2 separate regions of the Homo sapiens genome follow, and region 1 is linked to region 2. A link is an interaction called in ENCODE POLR2A ChIA-PET data of the cell type or tissue named here. Cell type or tissue: B cell. All regions are shown on one strand. Links, peaks and the distances in the headings refer to the core of each region. The heading gives the core; the rest is flanking DNA. Region 1 overlaps LINC01841 (long intergenic non-protein coding RNA 1841). Region 2 has its middle 53 kb from the start of LINC01842.

What was found. Peaks named below come from ENCODE experiments on the same cell type or tissue, not always from the same donor. Only the 100,000 strongest peaks of a DNase experiment are listed, where the experiment ranks them.
Region 1: POLR2A ChIA-PET joins it to region 2 with 11 read pairs; 5 of 35 experiments call an interaction of 5 or more read pairs at or near these places.

What each region holds. Positions count from the first base shown.
Region 1 is chr19:14,351,831-14,360,156 of GRCh38, forward strand. The region is part of intron 1 of LINC01841 (long intergenic non-protein coding RNA 1841); the gene reads right to left. Among named protein-coding and RNA genes, the nearest start is that of LINC01841, 8.0 kb to the right of the region's middle. RefSeq lists enhancers at 4,069-4,168, 4,229-4,408, 4,479-4,528. In B cell, for the core only: no CTCF peak of the experiment used is centred there; DNase peaks (open chromatin) are centred at 3,316, 4,171 and 4,653; H3K4me3 peaks cover 480 bases; H3K27ac peaks cover 1,901 bases.
Region 2 is chr19:14,276,392-14,284,717 of GRCh38, forward strand. No RefSeq gene overlaps it. Among named protein-coding and RNA genes, the nearest start is that of LINC01842, 53 kb to the right of the region's middle. RefSeq lists a silencer at 1,526-1,820. In B cell, for the core only: no CTCF peak of the experiment used is centred there; no DNase peak of the experiment used is centred there.

The sequences.
Region 1 (8,326 bases), core at 281-8,280, 75 kb after region 2:
CGGGGTTTCACCGTATTAGCCAGGATGGTCTCCATCTCCTGACCTCGTGATCCGCCTGCCTCGGCCTCCCAAAGTGCTGGGATTACAGGCGTGAGCCACTGCGCCCGGCCTTCTATCTCTCTTTTGCTCTCTCTCTCTCTCTTTTTTTTTTTTTTTTGAGATGGAGTCTCACTCTGTCACCCAGGCTGGAGTGCAGTGGCATGATCTGGGCTCACTGCAACCTGTGCCTCCTGGGTTCAAATGATTCTCAGGCCTCAGCCTCCCGAGTAGCTGGGATTACAGGCGCACACCACCACACCTGGCTAATTTTTTAATATTTTTAGTGGAGATGGGGTTTCACCATGTTGGCCAGGCTGGTCTCGAACTCTTGACCTCAAGTGATCTGCCCACCTCGGCCTCCCAAAGTGCTGGGATTACAGGCATGAGCCGCTGTGCCCGGCCCTTGCTCTCTGTTTTTACAGAGACAGGGTCTCACTCTGTTGCCCGGGCTGGAGTGCAGTGGTATGCTCATAGCTCACTACAGCCTTGAACTCCTGGCCTCAAGCGATCCTCCAAAGTAGCTGGGACTATAAGCACGCACCACCACATCTAGATAATTTAAAAATAGTTTTTTGCAGCGATGGGGTCTTGTTATGTTACCCAGACTGGTCTCAAACTTACGGCCTCAAGAGATCCTTCTGCCTCTGCCTCCCAAAGTGCTGGGATTACAGGCATGAGCCACTGCCCCTGGCCACACTTTTACCTCTCTTATGTAAATTGCCTTGTTTAGATCCTGGCTGGGTGACTCAGGGCCCAGTATCCTCATCTGTGAAATGGGGGTGATGACAACAGCCTCCTCAGAGTTCCAGACCTGACTGTGGTGGCCGTGGGGGTCCGGTGGGTTGAGACCTTCTTCTATGGCCAAGGAGTGGACTTGGGGGAGCAGGGCAAGTGAGCCAGGAGCAGGGGCCAGAGGGCCGGAGCAGGGCAAGTGAGCAAGGCTCAAGTGATGGGTCAGTCAGAAGGGGTTAGAGGACTGACATGGTGTCTCACGCCTGTAATCCCAGCACTTTGGGAGGCTAAGGCGGGCAGATCACTTGACATCAGGAGTTCGAGACCAGCCCGGGCAACATGGTGAAAGCCCGTATCTACTAAAAATATGAAAATTAGAGGCCGGGCGCGGTGGCTCATGCCTGTAATCCTAGCACTGCGGGAGGCCGAGGTGGGTGGATCAGGAGGTCAGGAGTTTGAGACCATCCCAGCCAATGTGGTGAAACTCTGTCTCTACTAAAAATACAAAAATTAGCTGGGCATGGTGGCATGCGCCTGTAGTCCCAGCTACTCAGGAGGCTGAGGCAGGAGAATCGCTTGAACCCGGGAGGCAGAGGTTGCAGTGAGCCTAGATTATGCCACTGGACTCCAGCCTGGACTCCACTGGCAGCCTCACAGAGGGAGACTCCATCTCAAAAAAAAAAAAAAAAGAAAGAAAGAAAGAAAAAAAGAAATTAGCTGGGCATGGTGGCGGGCACCTATAGTCCCAGCTACTCAGGAGGCTGAGACACAAGAATCACATGAACCCAGGAGGTGGAGATTGCAGTGAGCAAAGATCGCACCACTGCACTCCAGCCTGGGTGACAGAGCGAGACTCTGTTTCAAAAAAAAAAAAAAAAAAAAAGGGCGTGGTTAGAGAGGAGGCAGACTTGGGAACAATGGGTATACTGTTATGACCTCATTTTATAGATGGGGAAAGTGAGGCCCCAGAAAGGTGAAGTCACTTAGCGAGGGCACGCAGCCCTCTAGTGGGGGAGCCATAATTCATTCCCATACTGGGCAGAGTCCCCCACACAGAGTGGGGGAGGGGATGGCAGGGGAAGGCGGAGGAGGGAATGATGGGTGGAGAGCTGTTTGGCAGAAAGGTGAAATACGGTTTTGATTCAGCTGTGTTGGAGGACATAGTGACTCTGCCAAGATATAGTAGAGATTAAATTAGGCGCGCTGGCTTACGCCTGCAATGTCAGCATTTTTGGAGGCTAAGGTGGGCCGATCACTTGAGGTCAGGAGTTTGAGACCAGCCTGGCCAACATGGCTAAACTCCGTCCCTACTAAAAATACAAAAATTAGCCAGGCATGGTGGCAGGTGCCTGTAATCCCAGCTACTCGGGAGGCTCAGGCAGGAGAATTGCTTGAACTGGGAGGCAGAGGTTGCAGTGGGCCAAGATCATGCCACTGCACTCCAGCCTGGACCAGAGTTGGTCCTGAAAAAAAAAAAAAAAAAAGAGAGAGAAAGGAGGAAGGAGGGAGGGAGAGAAGAAAGAAGAGAGTGAGCAAGGGAGGGAGGGAGAGGTGGTTGATTGGGGAAGACTATTCTAGTTGCAAGTAAAAAATCCAAACCCAAACTGGCTTAAAGAAAAAATAATGATAATTTATTGGTTTGTGTCATTGAAAAGTTTAAGATATGTTGGCTTCAGGGACAGCTGGATTCACGGGCTCAAACAAAGTAATCTGGCTGGGTGTGGTGGCTCATGCCTGTAATCCCAGCAGTTTGGGAGGCCAAGGCAGGAGGCTTGCTTGAGCCCAGGAGTTTGAGACCAGCCCGGGCAACATAGTGAAACCTCATCTCTATAAAAAAAAATTAAAAAATAAGGAGGGAGGATCACTCGAGCCTGGGAATTGAGGCTGCAGTGGAACCATGATCGTGCCACTGCACTCACACCTGGGTGACAAAGTGAAGCCCTGCTTCAAAAGAAGAAAATAATAATTCCTGGGCTCCCTCTGATTGGACAGTTTGGGGTCACATGTCATTTAGGAACCAATCACAGTGGCTAGAAAGGATAGAATGAGTCCATGAGCCACTCCTGTTGATGAGGGTGGGGATGGCCCTACAGACCTCAGTAGACAAAGAGTGTAGGCAAAAGTGACAATTTATTCAAGAAACATTTATTTATTTATTTATTTTGATTTATTTATTTTTTTGAGACACAGTCTCGCTCTGTTGCCCAGGCTGGAGTGCACTAGCGCAATCTCAGCTCACTGCAACCTCCGCCTCCTGGGTTCACACAATTCTCCTGCCTCAGCCTCCCTAGTAGCTGGGATTACAGGCACGCGCCACCACACCCAGCTAATTTTTGTATTTTTAGTAGAGACAGGGTTTCACCGTGTTGGCCAGGCTGGTCTCGAACTCCTGACCTCAGGTGATGTGCCCGTCTTGGCCTCCCAAAAGTGCTGGGATTACAGCCCTGAGCCACTGCACCTGGCTGAGAAACATTAATTGAGCACCTGTGGTGTCCCTGGCCCTGTTTTAGGTGCTGAGGATACAGCAGTGAACAAGACAGAAAAACCCCTGCCCCCATGGGACTGACACTCTATGTAAATTCATGAATTAAAATATTAGAAGGTGATGTGCTATAGAGAAAAATAAAATAGAGGGGAAAGGTTAGAAAGGACTGGGGGAAGGAAGCTAAAATTTCAAATATGGGGGTCGTCAGGGAAGTACTCACTGAGGAGGTGACCTCTGAGCAAGTATGTTAGGCAGACAAAAGAGTGAGAGGGGCCAGGCGCAGTGGCTCATGCCTGTAATCCCAGCACTTTGGGAGGCCAAGGCAGGCAGATCAGTTGAGGTCAGGAGTTCGAGACCAGCCTGGCCAACATGGTGAAACCCCGTCTCTACTAAAAATACAAAAATTAGCCGGGCGTGGTGATGCCCACTTGTAGTCCCAGCTTTTCGGGAGGCTGAGGCAGGAGAATGGCTTGAACCCAGGAGGCAGAGGCTGTGGTGAGCTGAGGTTGCGCCACTGCACTCCAGCCTGGGCAACAGAGCAAGACTCTGTCTCAAAAACACAAAATAATAAAAAAATAAAAAAATATCTGGGGGAAAGGTGTTCCAGGCAGAGGGAACAGCGCATGCAAAGGCTGTGAGGCTGGACTGGGCCTGGCATATTTATTTGGGGAACAGTGAGGAAGCTGGGGTGGCTGGAGCCAAGTGAATGAGGGGAAGAGAGCTGGAGGTGACAGGGCAAATCACACAGCCAAGCCTTGTGGGCCTTGGGGAAGACTGGATTTTACTGGGTGAGGTGGGAGCCATAGAGGCTTCTTGGAGAGAGGAAGAGCTTGGTCTGAACGGATTCAGGTGCTCACAGGAAGAACAGACGGCCAGACCAACATAACAGCTGTCACAGATACAGGAAGAGATTTTATATCTCCCTGCGGTTGGTTTTGTTGCCTTTTCACACGACTCATGGGGCGAGGCACCAGTGGGGTGAGGAGCTGGGAGGACAGGCCACCCCAGAGTTCCCCTTCCCAGGAGTCAGGGAGCCCCCACCCCACCATGTCCCAGGACACACTCGGGCAGGGCTGCCAGGAGTGTTTGTGTTTCACCCTCTCTAGATGGGTGGAAATGAGGTGTGGCTGGGGAGGTGGTGGGGTGGCCAGGAGGGAAGCTGGGTCCCGGAGAGGCAGGACCCGTGAAGGCATCGGGGAAGGGGGTGCCCCCTCTGAGAAGGCACAGGGGTCTTGCTGTCTCCTTTCTCTATTTGAGTATCAAAGGCCTGCTCAAGCCCGAAGCTAAAGGGAAGGTCAAGGATGTTGGGGGTGTCAGGCTGTGGGTGGCTGGGTTTGGTCACAGCTGCAATTGTACTGCCGATAAGGACCCTCGAGGCTGAATGTCAGCCCGGCCAGGGTTGGGCAACATCCTGTTGGGGAAGTCTCTTCTAGTTATGGTTTTCGCTTCTCCAGCCCTGCCCTGACCCTAATGGGAGAATTACAGGCAGGGGAGCACACACTGAACGCGCACGTTACCAGAAACAGAAATAACTCCCTTTAAATTTTCCCAAGAATAGGATATACACGTGTAAAAAAATAATAATAATAATTTAAAACTTAGACCCAGCTGGGCATGGTGGCTCATGCCTGTAAACCCAGCACTTTGGGAGGCTGAGGTGGGTGGATCACCTGAGGTCAGAAGTTCGAGACCAGCCTGGCCAACATGGTGAAACACCATCTCTACTAAAAATACAAAAATTAGCCAGGCTTGGTGGCACATGCCTGTAATCCCAGCTACTTGGGAGGCTGAGGCAGGAGAATCACTTGAACCTGGGAGGCAGAGGTTGCAGTGAGCCAAGACTGAGCCACTGCACTTCACTGTGCGTGATGGGAGCAGAGACTCCATCTCAAAAAAGAAAAAAAAATTAGCCGGGCGTGGTGGCAGGTGCCTGTAATCCCAGCTACTTGAGAGGCTGAGGGAGAATCACTTGAAACCGGGAGGCAGAGGTTGCAGTGAGCAGAGGTCACGTGCCATTGCACTCCAGCCTGGGCAACAAGAGCGAGACTCCGTCTCAAAAAAAAAAAAAAAAAAAAGAACTTAGACCCTACCTCATAATCACACACAAAAAGTAACTAAATGACTAAATGAGACTAGGCGCAGTAGCTCATGCCTGTAATCCCAGCACTTTGGGAGACTCAGGTGGAGGGATCATCTGAGGTCAGGAGTTTGAGACCAGCCTGGCCAACATGGCAAAACCCCGTCTGTACTAAAAATATTTAAAAAGTAGCCAGGCGTGGTGGCTCATGCCTGTGATCCCAGCTACTCTGGAGGCTGAGGCCTGAGAATCACCTGAACTGGGGAGGCGGAGGTTGCAATGAGCCGAGATTGCACCACTGCACTCCAGTCTGGGCGACAGAGCAAGACTCCGTCTCAGGAGACAAAAAAAGAAAAAGAAATCTTTGAGACCATGGATTAGGCAAAGGTTTCTTACCTATGTCACCAAAACCACAATCCGTAAAAGAAAAAAATAATGAGCGAATTGAACTTCATCACAATGAAAACTTTTGCTCTTCAAAAGACATAAAGAAAATAAAAAGACAAGCCGCCAACTAGGAGGAAATATTTTCAAATCATTTTTCTGAAAGAATGTGTATCCAGAATATATAAAGAACTCTTAAAATAAAAACTCTTTATATAAGAATATATACGGAACTCAACAATAAGAAGGAAAAAAAATCCCAGTTTAAAAATGGGCAAAAGATTTGAACAGATGCTTCGCCAAAGAGGACATTTCGATGGTAAATATGCATATGAAAAGATGCGCAACAGCATTAGTTGTTACAGAAATGCAAATTAAAACCACAAGGAGATACCACTTCATACATCTATTAGAAGAGCTAAGATTTATTTTTTATTTTTGAGATGGAGTCTCACTCTGTCACCCAGGCTGGAGTGCAGTGGTGCAATCATAGCTCACTGCAGCCTCGACTTCCTGGGTCAAGCGATCCTCCCACTTTAGCCTCCCAAGTCACCAGGACTACAAGTGGACACCGCCACGCCTGGCTAAGTTGTGTTTTGGGGTTTCTTTTTTTTGAGACAGGGTCTATTTCTGTCGCACAGGCTGGAGTGCAATGGTGCCATCATAGCTCACTGCAGCCTTGAACTCCTGGGCTCAAGCGATCCTTCCACCTCAGCCTCCCAAGTAGCTGGGAACCACAGGCATGCACCACTCTGCCTGATTAATTTTTTGTTTGTTTGAGACATTCTCGTTCTGTTGCCCAGCTGGAATTCAGTGGCACGATCTCAGCTCACTGTAACCTCCGCCTCCTGGGTTCAAGTGATCCTCCTGCCTCAGCCTACAGAGTAGCTGGGATTACAGGCATGTACCACCACACCCAGCTATTTTTTTTTTTTTTTTTTTTGTATTTTTAATAGAGACTAGGTTTTGCCATGTTGGTCAGGCTGGTTGTGAACTCCTGGCCTTAAGTGATGCGCCCATCTCAGCCTCCCAAGATGCTGAGAATTTTTTTGTATTTTTTATAGAGACGGAGTTTTGCCACGTTGCCTAAGCTGGTCTCAAACTTCTGAGCTCAAGTGATCCTCCTCCCTCAGCCTTCCAAAGTGTTGGGATTACAGGCATGAGCCACTGTGCCTGGCCTCAGGTGAACTCTTTTTTTTTTTTTTTTTTTGAGACGGAGTTTTGCTCTTGTTGCCCAGGCTGGAGTGGAGTGCAGTGGCATGATCTCTGCTCACGGCAACCTCCGCCTCCCGGGTTCAAGCGATTCTCCTGCCTCAGCCTCCTGAGTAGCTGGGACTACAGGCGTGCACCACCACGCCTGGCTAATTTTGTACTTTTAGTAGAGACAGGGTTTCTCCACGTTGGTCAGGCTGGTCTTGAACTCCCGACCTCAGGTTATCCGCCCGCCTTGGCCTCCCAGAGCATTGGGATTACAGGCATGAGCCACCGCACCTGGCCCCAAGTAAACTCTTTAAATCATCTTTTATGCTTCAGCTTCTTCCTTTTTTTTTTTTTTTTTTTTTTTTTTTTGAGACAGAGTCTCACTCTGTCGCCCAGGCTGGAGTGTGGAGTGCAGTGGTGCGATCTCGGCTCACTGCAACCTCCGCCTCCCGGGTTCACACCATTCTCCTGCCTCAGCCTCCTGAGTAGCTGGGACTACAGGCGCCCACCACCACGCCCAGCTCATTTTTTGTATTTTTAGTAGAGACGGGGTTTCACATGTTAGCCAGGATGGTCTCGATCTCCTGACCTCGTGATCCGCCCGCCTCGGCCTCCCAAAGTGCTGGGATTACAGGGTTGAGCCACCGCACCCAGCCCAGCCTCTTTTATGTTGACAAATTCAAGTGTCCATCAACAGATGAATGGACAAACAACTGTGGTCCTCCCATGCAAGGAAACACTGGTTAGCAATAGAAAGCAACAAACTGTTGATAAACACAGCAACATGGATAAACCTCAAAAATATGCCGAGTGGAAGAAGCCAGACCCACAATATTACATATTGTACAATTCCATTTATATGAAATTTCTAGAAAAGGCAGAGCTCTAGAGACAGAAAGCAGATTAGTGATTACCTGGAGCTGAGGCTGGGAGTGCGGATGGATTGCTAATGTGGGGATTTGGGGGGAAATCAAAGTGTTCTCAAATGCTGTATTGTAGTAATACTTGCACAGCTAGGTGAGTTTACTAAAAGTCATCTAACTGTAGGTTTGTAATGGGCGAATTATAGGCTATATAAGTTATTCCTCAATAAGGCTATAAAAATGTTGCCCTAGGCCAGGCGTGGTGGCTCATGCCTGTAATCCCAGCACTTTGGGAGGCCGAGGTGGGCGGATCACAAGGTCAGGAGATCAAGACCATCCTGGCTAACACGGCGAAACCCCGTCTCTACTAAAAATACAAAAAATTAGCTGGGCGTGGTGGCGGTCGTCTGTAGTCCCAGGTACTTGGGAGGCTGAGGCAGGAGAATGACAGGAACCCTGGAGGCAGAGCTTGCAGTGAGCTGAGATCACGCCACTGCACTCCAGCCTGGGTGACAGAGCAAGACCCCATCTCAAAAAAAAAAAAAA
Region 2 (8,326 bases), core at 308-8,307:
ACTGACCTCAGGTGATCTGGCTGCCTCAACCTCCCAAAGTGCTGGGATTACAGGTGTGAGCCACTGTGTCTGGCCCTTTTCTTTCTTTTTAGTGGAAATGGGGTCTTGCCATGTTGGTCAGGCTGGTCTCGAACTCCTGGCCTCAAGCAATCCTCCCTCCTCAGCCTCCCAAAGTGCTGGGATTATAAGCATGAGCCACTGCACCCAGCTACCTTTCTCAGTTCTGCCTTAATGTCTCACGTGGCTGTTTTCCTTTTCTCTTGTGTATTCTTTCCTCCCCCTCTGTCTTCTTGCTTTTTTTTTTTTTTTTTTTTTGAGAGAGAGTCTCATTCTGTCACTCAGACTGGAGTGCAGTGGTGTGATCTTGGCTCATTGCAACCTCTGCCTCCCATGTTCAAACGATTCTCCCACCTCAGCCTCCCAAGTAGTTGGGACTACAGGCGCACGCAATCATACCCAGCTAATTTTTGTATTTTTAGTAGAGACAGGGTTTCACCATGTTGGTCAGGCTGGTCTTGAACTCCTGACCTCAAGTGATCCGCCCACCTCAGCCTCCCAAAGTGCTGGGATTACAGGCGTGAGCCACCGCTCCCAGCCTCTACTTGCTTTTTCCTTCTCACACCTCTCTCTTCTCTTCTGGTTCCCTCTCCCAGCCTTCTCTCTGCACCTCCTCCCCTGCCACTTGCTCTCTTCAAACTCGGGGATGTGAGAAAGTTCCCGCAGAAATTGCAATCTCCTCTCCTCTCATGTGGCTCCGAGATAAGACAGTAAAAATCCGATTTTCAGCAATTTGCTTCATTTGTGAGCTCTCCGGAGTCTCCCTTTCTCCCCCTGACATAAGCTTAGCAAAATTGCCTGGGTGGAGTGGATATTTTTAACCACTTAGTAGTCAGAGCGGGTTCAGAAAGTTTTGCAAGAAACCGGGCCAGGCCCTGTGCCTGGGGTTGCTGGCGGGTTTGGGGCTGGAGGGAAGCACGTGGGGTGGCCTCAAAGGGTTTAGTGGAGGGGCATTTAAGAAGAGGATGTCCGCCGGCCATGGTGGCTCAAGCCTGTAATCCCAGTGAGAGGTGACAGTGTGCTGGCAGCCCTCGCAGCCCTCGCTCGCTCTCGGCGCCTCCTGGGCCTCAGGCGCCCACTCTAGCCGCGCTTGAGGGGCCCTTCAGCCTGCGGCTGCAATGTGGGAACCCCTCTCTGGGTTGGCTGAGGCCGGAGCCAGCTCCCTCAGCTTGTGGGGAGGTGCGGACTGGTGGAAACCAGGGCTGCCCGCTGCACTTGCAGGCCAGCGTGAGTTCCAGGTGGGTGTGGGCTCCGTGGCCCCGCACTCGGAGCAGCAGGCTGGCGCTGCCGGCCCTGGGCAGTGAGGGGCTTGGCACCCGGGCCAGCAGCTGCGGAGGGTTCGCCGGGTCCCGGCGCTGTGCTCGAATTCTCGCTGGGCCTCAGCTACCTCCCCGCCGGGCAGGGCTCGGGATCTGCAGCCTGCCATGCTTGAGCCTTCCCCCAACGCCATGGCCTCTTGTGCGGCCTGAGCCTCCCCTACCAGCGCCGCCCCCTGCTCCGCGGCGCCGGGTCCCACCGACCACCCAAGAGCTGAGAAGTGCGGGCGCACAGCGCGGGACTGGCAGGCAGCTCCACCTGCTGCCCTGGTGCGGGATCCACTATGTGAAGCCAGCTGGACTCCTGAGTCCAGTGGGACTTGGAGAACCTTTATGTCTAGCTAAGGGATTGTAAATATACCAATCAGCACTCTGTCTAGCTCAAGGCTTGTAAATGCACCAATTAGCACTCTGTGTCTAGCTCAAGATTTGTAAATACACCAATCAGCACTCTGTGTCTAGCTCAAGGTTTGCACTCTGTATCTAGCTAATATGGTGGGGACTTGGAGAACCTTTAGTGTCTAGCTAAGGGATTGTAAATACACCAATCAGCACTCTCTGTCTAGCTCAAGGTTTGTAAATGCACCAATCAGTGCTCTGTGTCTGGCTAATCTAGTGGGGACTTGGAGAACTTTTGTGCCTAGCTCAGGGATTGTAAACGCACTAATTGGCACCCTGTCAAAATGGACCAATCAGCTCTCTGTAAAACGGACCAATCAGCAGGATGTGGGTGGGGCCAGATAAGGGAATAAAAGCAGGCTGCCCGAGCTAGCAGTGCCAACCTGCTCCCATTCCCGTCCATGGTGTGGAAGTTTTGTTCTTTTGCTCTTTGCAATAAATCTTACTGCTGCACACTCTTTGGGTCTGCATTGCGTTTATGAGCTGTGACACTCACCGCGAAGGTCTACAGCTTCACTCCTGAGGCCAGTGAGACCAGGAACCCACCGGGAGGAATGAACAACTACAGACGTGCTGCCTTAAGAGCTGCAACACTCGCCGTGAAGGTCTGCAGCTTCACTGCCGAAGCCAGCGGGACCACCAGCCCGCCAGAAAGAAGAAATTCCAAACACATCCGAACATCAGAAGGAACAAACTCCCGACACACCACCTTTAAGAACTGTAATACTGCAAGGGTCTGCGGCTTCGTTCTTGAAGTCAGTGAGACCAAGAACCCACTGATTCTGGACACACCAGTACTTTGGGAGGCCAAGGCGGGTGGATCATGTGAGGTCCTGTTCAAGACTAGCCTGGCCAACAGGATGAAACACCGTCTCTACTAAAAATACAGAAAATTAGCCAGGCATGGTAGCACATGCCTTGTCTATAGTCCCAGCCGCTCAGGAGACTGAGGCAGGAGAATTGCTTGAACCCGGGAGGTGGAGGTTGCAGTGAGCTGAGATCGCGCCACTGCACTCCAGCCTGGGTGATGGAGTGAGACTCTGTCTCAAAAAAAAAGAAAAAAAATGGATGTGACTGAAGAAAGAAAAGAGGTTCCCTTTGGAAGAAGCAGATCTGCTCTTGAGGGGGTGAAGCTGCAGGGGAACGCCCAGGCTTTTTCCCTCCCACCAGTACCTCCTTTTGGCTGAATCCAACCCCAAAGCAGAGGGCAATGGAGCCCAGTGGTGTGGGCCTAGAGGTCAGCTCTCAGGACATAGAACAGGATGGTTGGCCGGACGCAGTGGCTCATGCCTGTAATCTCAGCACTGTGGGAGGCAGAGATAGGAGAATTGCTTGAACCTGGGAGGCGGAGGTTGCAGTGAGCTGAGATCACTCCACTGCACTCCAGCCTGGGAGACAGAGCAAGACTCTGTCTCAAAAAAAAGAAAAAAAAAAAACACCAAAAAACAGGATTGGACTGCAGATTGATGGAACCTGGGGTAGGTAACAGGAATAGAGAATGACCTGCATAGAAGCCACATGTCCTAACTTCCTAATACACCTTAGGGATACCCCTGAGAAGCCAGTCTGGAGACCAAAGGCATCTCCTTCCCAAAACCAAAATGGGGGGTGGGAATAATGAACATTTAGTGAGCACCTACCATGTACCAGGCATATGCTAAGTGCTTTATGTGTACGACGTCATTGAATCCCCACAGAAGTCAATGAAGGAAGCCTTTTTCTTTGTTGGCTGCTGGGACAAAAATCAAAATCACAGTGGCTCAAGGAATTAATATAGAATCAGGGTCTCGCTCTCTTGCCCAGGCTAGCGTGTAGGGGCACAATCATGGCTCACTACAGTTTTGACCTCCCTAGGCTCAAGCGATCCTCCCACCTCAGCCTCCCAAGCAGGTGGAACTATAGGCATGTGCCACCACGCCTGGCAAATTCTAAAGTTTTTTGTAGAGGTGGGGTCTTGTTGTGTTGTCCAGGCTGGTCTCCTTGGCCTCCCAAAGTGCTGGGATTGCAGGTGTGAGCCAACATGCCTGGTCCAATTTAGATTTTGTTTTTTAAGATGGAGTCTTGCTCTGTTGCCCAGGCTGGAATGTAGTGGCACCATCTCGGCTCACTGCAACCTCTATCTCCTGGGTTCAAGCAATTATCCCTGCCTCAGCCTCCCAAGTAGCTGGGATTACAGGCGCCCGCCACCATGCCCAGCTAATTTTTGTATTTTTAGTAGAGATGGAGTTTCGCCACATTGGCCAGGCTGGTCTCGAACTCCTGATCTCAGATGATCCACCCACCTCAGCCTCTCAAAGTGCTGGGATTACAGGCATGAGCCACTGCCCCCGGCCCCAGTTTAGATTTTAAAGAAATTACTAAGGCTGCTAAACCTTATGTTGCTCTCAGCCCCAAGGGCACTGAGAGTTGGGTTTTCCCGATCCCAGGCTTCCTGGGTATAGCTCAGACCACCCTTAAATTTTCCACCCATGCTCCCTCATCCATTCTTTCTTCCCTTCTACAAATTTTCCTCTTCTCTGTTGGCCAGGAACATTTACGCAATAATGTCACACCAGTGACTACCAGAGTTGAATGCCGATAGAGTAACGGGATGCTAAGATGGACATTTCAACCAGGGAGACACAACGACTAGCAACAGAAGCCAGACCACAGTGAAGATCTCTTTTCTTTTCTTTCTTTCTTCTCTTTCTTTCTCTCTTTCTCTTTCTCTCTCCCCCTCCCTCCCTTTCTCTCTTTCTTTCCTTTCTTTCTTTTCTTTTCTATTTTTTTTTTTTTTGAGACGGAGTCTCGCTCTGTTGCCCAGGCTGGAGTGCAGTGGCGCGATCTCGGCTCACTGCAAGCTTGGCTCACTGCAAGCTCCGCCTTCCGGGTTCACGCCATTCTCCTGCCTCAGCCTCCTGAGGAACTGGGACTACTGGCGCCTGCCACCACGCCCGGCTAATTTTTTTGTATTTTTAGTAGAGACGGGGTTTCACCGTGTTAGCCAGGATGGTCTCGATCTCCTGACCTCGTGATCCGCTCGCCTCGGCCTCCCAAAGTGCTGGGATTACAGGCGTGAGCCACTGCACCCAGCCCTTCCTTCCTTCCTTCCTTCCTTCCTTCCTTCCTTTCCTTCATTCCTTTCCTTCATTCCTTCCTTCTTTCCTTCCTTCCTTTCTCTTTCTTTCTCCTTCCCTCCCTCTCTCCTTCCTTCCTTTTCTTTCTCTTTTTTTTTTTTTTGAGACAGAGTCTTGCTCTGTCACTAGGTAATCTTGGCTTACTGCAACCTCTGCCTCCCAGGTTCACGCCATTCTCCTGCCTCAGACTCCTGAGTAGCTGGGACTACAGGTGCACACCACCACACCCAGCTAATTTTTGTATTATTAGTAGAGACGAGGTGTCACCATGTTGGCCAGGCTGGTCTCAAACTCCTGACCTTATGATCCGCCTGCCTTGGCCTCCCAAATTGCTGGGATTACAGGCGTGAGCCACCATGCCCAGCCTTTTTCTTTTTTTTTTGACAGAGTCTTGCTCTGTTGCCCAGGCTGGAGTGCAATGGCACAATCTTGGCTCACTGCAACTTCCCCCTCCTGGATTCAAGCGATTCTCCTGCTTCAGGCTCTCAAGTAGCTGGGATTACAGGTACGTGCCACCACGCCTGGCTAATTTCATATTTTTAGTAGAGTTGGGATTTCACCATGTTGGTCAGGCTGGTCACAAACTCCTGACCTCAAGTGATCCACCCGCCTTGGCCTCCCAAAGTGCTGGGATTACAGGTGTGAGCTACCACATCTGATCCCTAATTTTTAATTGACAAGTAATTGCATATGTTTATGGAGTATGATGTGATGTTTCAATACTGTATATATTATAAAGCAGATCGCGCTAATGAACATATCCATCACCTTACATACTTATTTCTTTGTAGCGAGAACAGTTTGTTTTTTTAGAGACAGGGTGTGTAAAATATTGCCCAGGCTGGTTTTGAACACCTGGGCTAAAGTGATCCTCCCATCTCAGCCTCCCAAAATGCTGGGATTACACATGTGAGCTACCGCACCAGACCCTATAGTGAGACCATTTAAAATCCACTCATTTCACAAGTTTGAAAATACATTATGGGGTGGGGCACAGTCACTCACGCCTGTAATCCCAGCACTTTGGGAGGCCGAGGCAGGTGGATCACGAGGTCACGAGTTCAAGACCAGCCTGGCCAAGATGGTGAAACCCTGTCTCTACTAAAAATATAAAAATTAGCCAGGCGTAGTGGCGGGCGCCTGTAGTCCCAGCTCCTCAGGAGGCTGAGGCAGAGAATTGCTTGAACCCGGGAGGTGGAGGTTGCAGTGAGCCGAGATTGTGCCACTGCACTCCAGCCTGGGTAACAGAACGAGACTCTGTCTCAAAAAAAAAAAAAAAAAGAAAAAGAAAAAATATACATTATGATTAGCTATAGCCACCTTGCTGTGCAATAGATCACCAGGACTTACTCTTCCTAATGGAAACTTTGTATCCTTTGGGCAACATGTTTTCCGCGACCCCAGACTCTGGTAAGGACTGTTCTACTCTCTACTTCGGTGAATGTGACTTTTTTTTTTTTAGATTCTGCATACAAGTGAGATCATGAACTATTTGTCTTTCTGCGCCAGGCTTAGTTTACTTCGCATAATGTCCTCCAGATTCATGCACGTTGTTGCAAATGACAAGATTTCCTTCTTTTATCAGGCTGAACAGTACTCCATTGTGTATATGCACCACATTTTCTTTATCCATTCATTCATTGATGGACACTTAGGTTGCTTCCATATCTTGTTATTGTGAATAGTGCTGCAAAGAACTTGGGAGTGCAGATAGCTCTTCCGAATACTGATTTCCTTTGCACATTACTCGGAAGATAAATTTTTTTGAGACAGAGTCTCACTCTGTCGCCCAGGCTGGGGTGCAATGGCCCGATCTCGGCTCACTGCAAGCTCTGTCTCCCGGGTTCACGCCATTCTCCTGCCTCAGCCTCTGGAGTAGCTGGGACTACAGGCGCTCGCCACCACGCCCAGCTAATTTTTTTTTTTTTTTTTGTATTTTTAGTAGAAACGGGGTTTTACCATGTTAGCCAGGATGGTCTCAATCTCCTGACCTCGTGATCCACCCGCCTCGGCCTCCCAGAGTGCTGGGATTACAGGTGTGAGCCACTGCACTCGGCCTAATTTTTGTATTTTTAGTAGAGACAGGGTTTCACTATATTGGTCAGGCTGGTCTCGAACTCCTGACCTCGTGATCCGCCCGCCTCGGCCTCCCAAAGTGCTGGGATTACAGGTGTGAGCCACTGCACCCAGCTGTTTTGTTTTTTGTTTTTTGTTTTTTTTTCAGACAGGGTCTCAGTCTGCTGCCCAGGCTGGAGTGCAGTGGCACAATCTCAGCTCACTGCAACTTCTACATCCTGGGTTCAAGTGATTCTCCCACCTCAGCCTCCGAGTAGCTGGGACTACAGGTGGACACCACCACGCCCGGCTAATTTTTGTATTTTTTATATTTTTTTAGTAGGGACAAGGTTTCACTGGCGAGGCTGGTCTTGAACTCCTGACCTGAAGTGATCCACCTGCCTTGGCCTGAGACAGGAGAATCGCTGGAACTTGGGAGGCAGAAGTTGCAGTGAGCCAAGATTGCCCCACTACACTCCAGCCTAGGTGACAGAGTGAGACCTTGTCTCAAAAAAAAAAAGTGAAAGTGAAAGATTTCATTCTGAACACCACTAGGTCCTGAAAGGCAAGGTTGGCTGACAGCAGACCCAGTGCAATGAGAACCATCTGACCCCTGGATTTGTTTCCTTCCTGTGGCCGCTATAACAGTACCACAAACTGAGTCACTTAAAACAACAGAAACCTATTTTCTCACAGTTCTGCAGGCCAGAAGTCTGAAATCAAAACATCTGCAGGGCCACGCTCCCCACAGAGGCTCTAGGGAGGAATCCCTCCTGGCCCCTTCCAGCTTGTGAGGGCTCCAGGCATTCCTCGGTGGCGACCACAGCATTCCAACCTCTGCTTCCGTCTTCACGGGTCCTTCTCTACTGTGTCTCCTCTCTGTGTCTCTCCTAAGGAGAGTCGTCTGTGGATTTAGGACTACCATGTTTTCCAGGATGATCTCATCTTCAGAATTCTAATATCTGCAATGACCCTTTCAAAACCCCTCCTACAGAGTTGACAAGGATTGCATGCCAGATTCCAGACAGAAATACAGTTACAATGAACCATGAATCAGGCTGCACTAGGGTCCCCTTCCTTGCTGCTAAAGGTCAGGTAGTACTTTTACACCCCATTGTTTCACCAGGCGCAGTGGATCGCGCCTGTAATCCCAGCACTTTGGGAGGCCAAGGCGGGTGGATCACCTGAGGTTGGGAGTTCGAGACCAGCCTGACCAACATGGAGAAACCCTATCTCTACCAAAGATACAAAAATTAGCCAGGCATGGTGGTGCATGCCTGTAAACCCAGCTACTGGGGAGGCTGAGGCAGGAGAATTGCTTGATCCCGGGAGGCAGAGGTTCCAGTGAGCTGAGATCGTGCCACTGCGCTCCAGCCTGGGCAT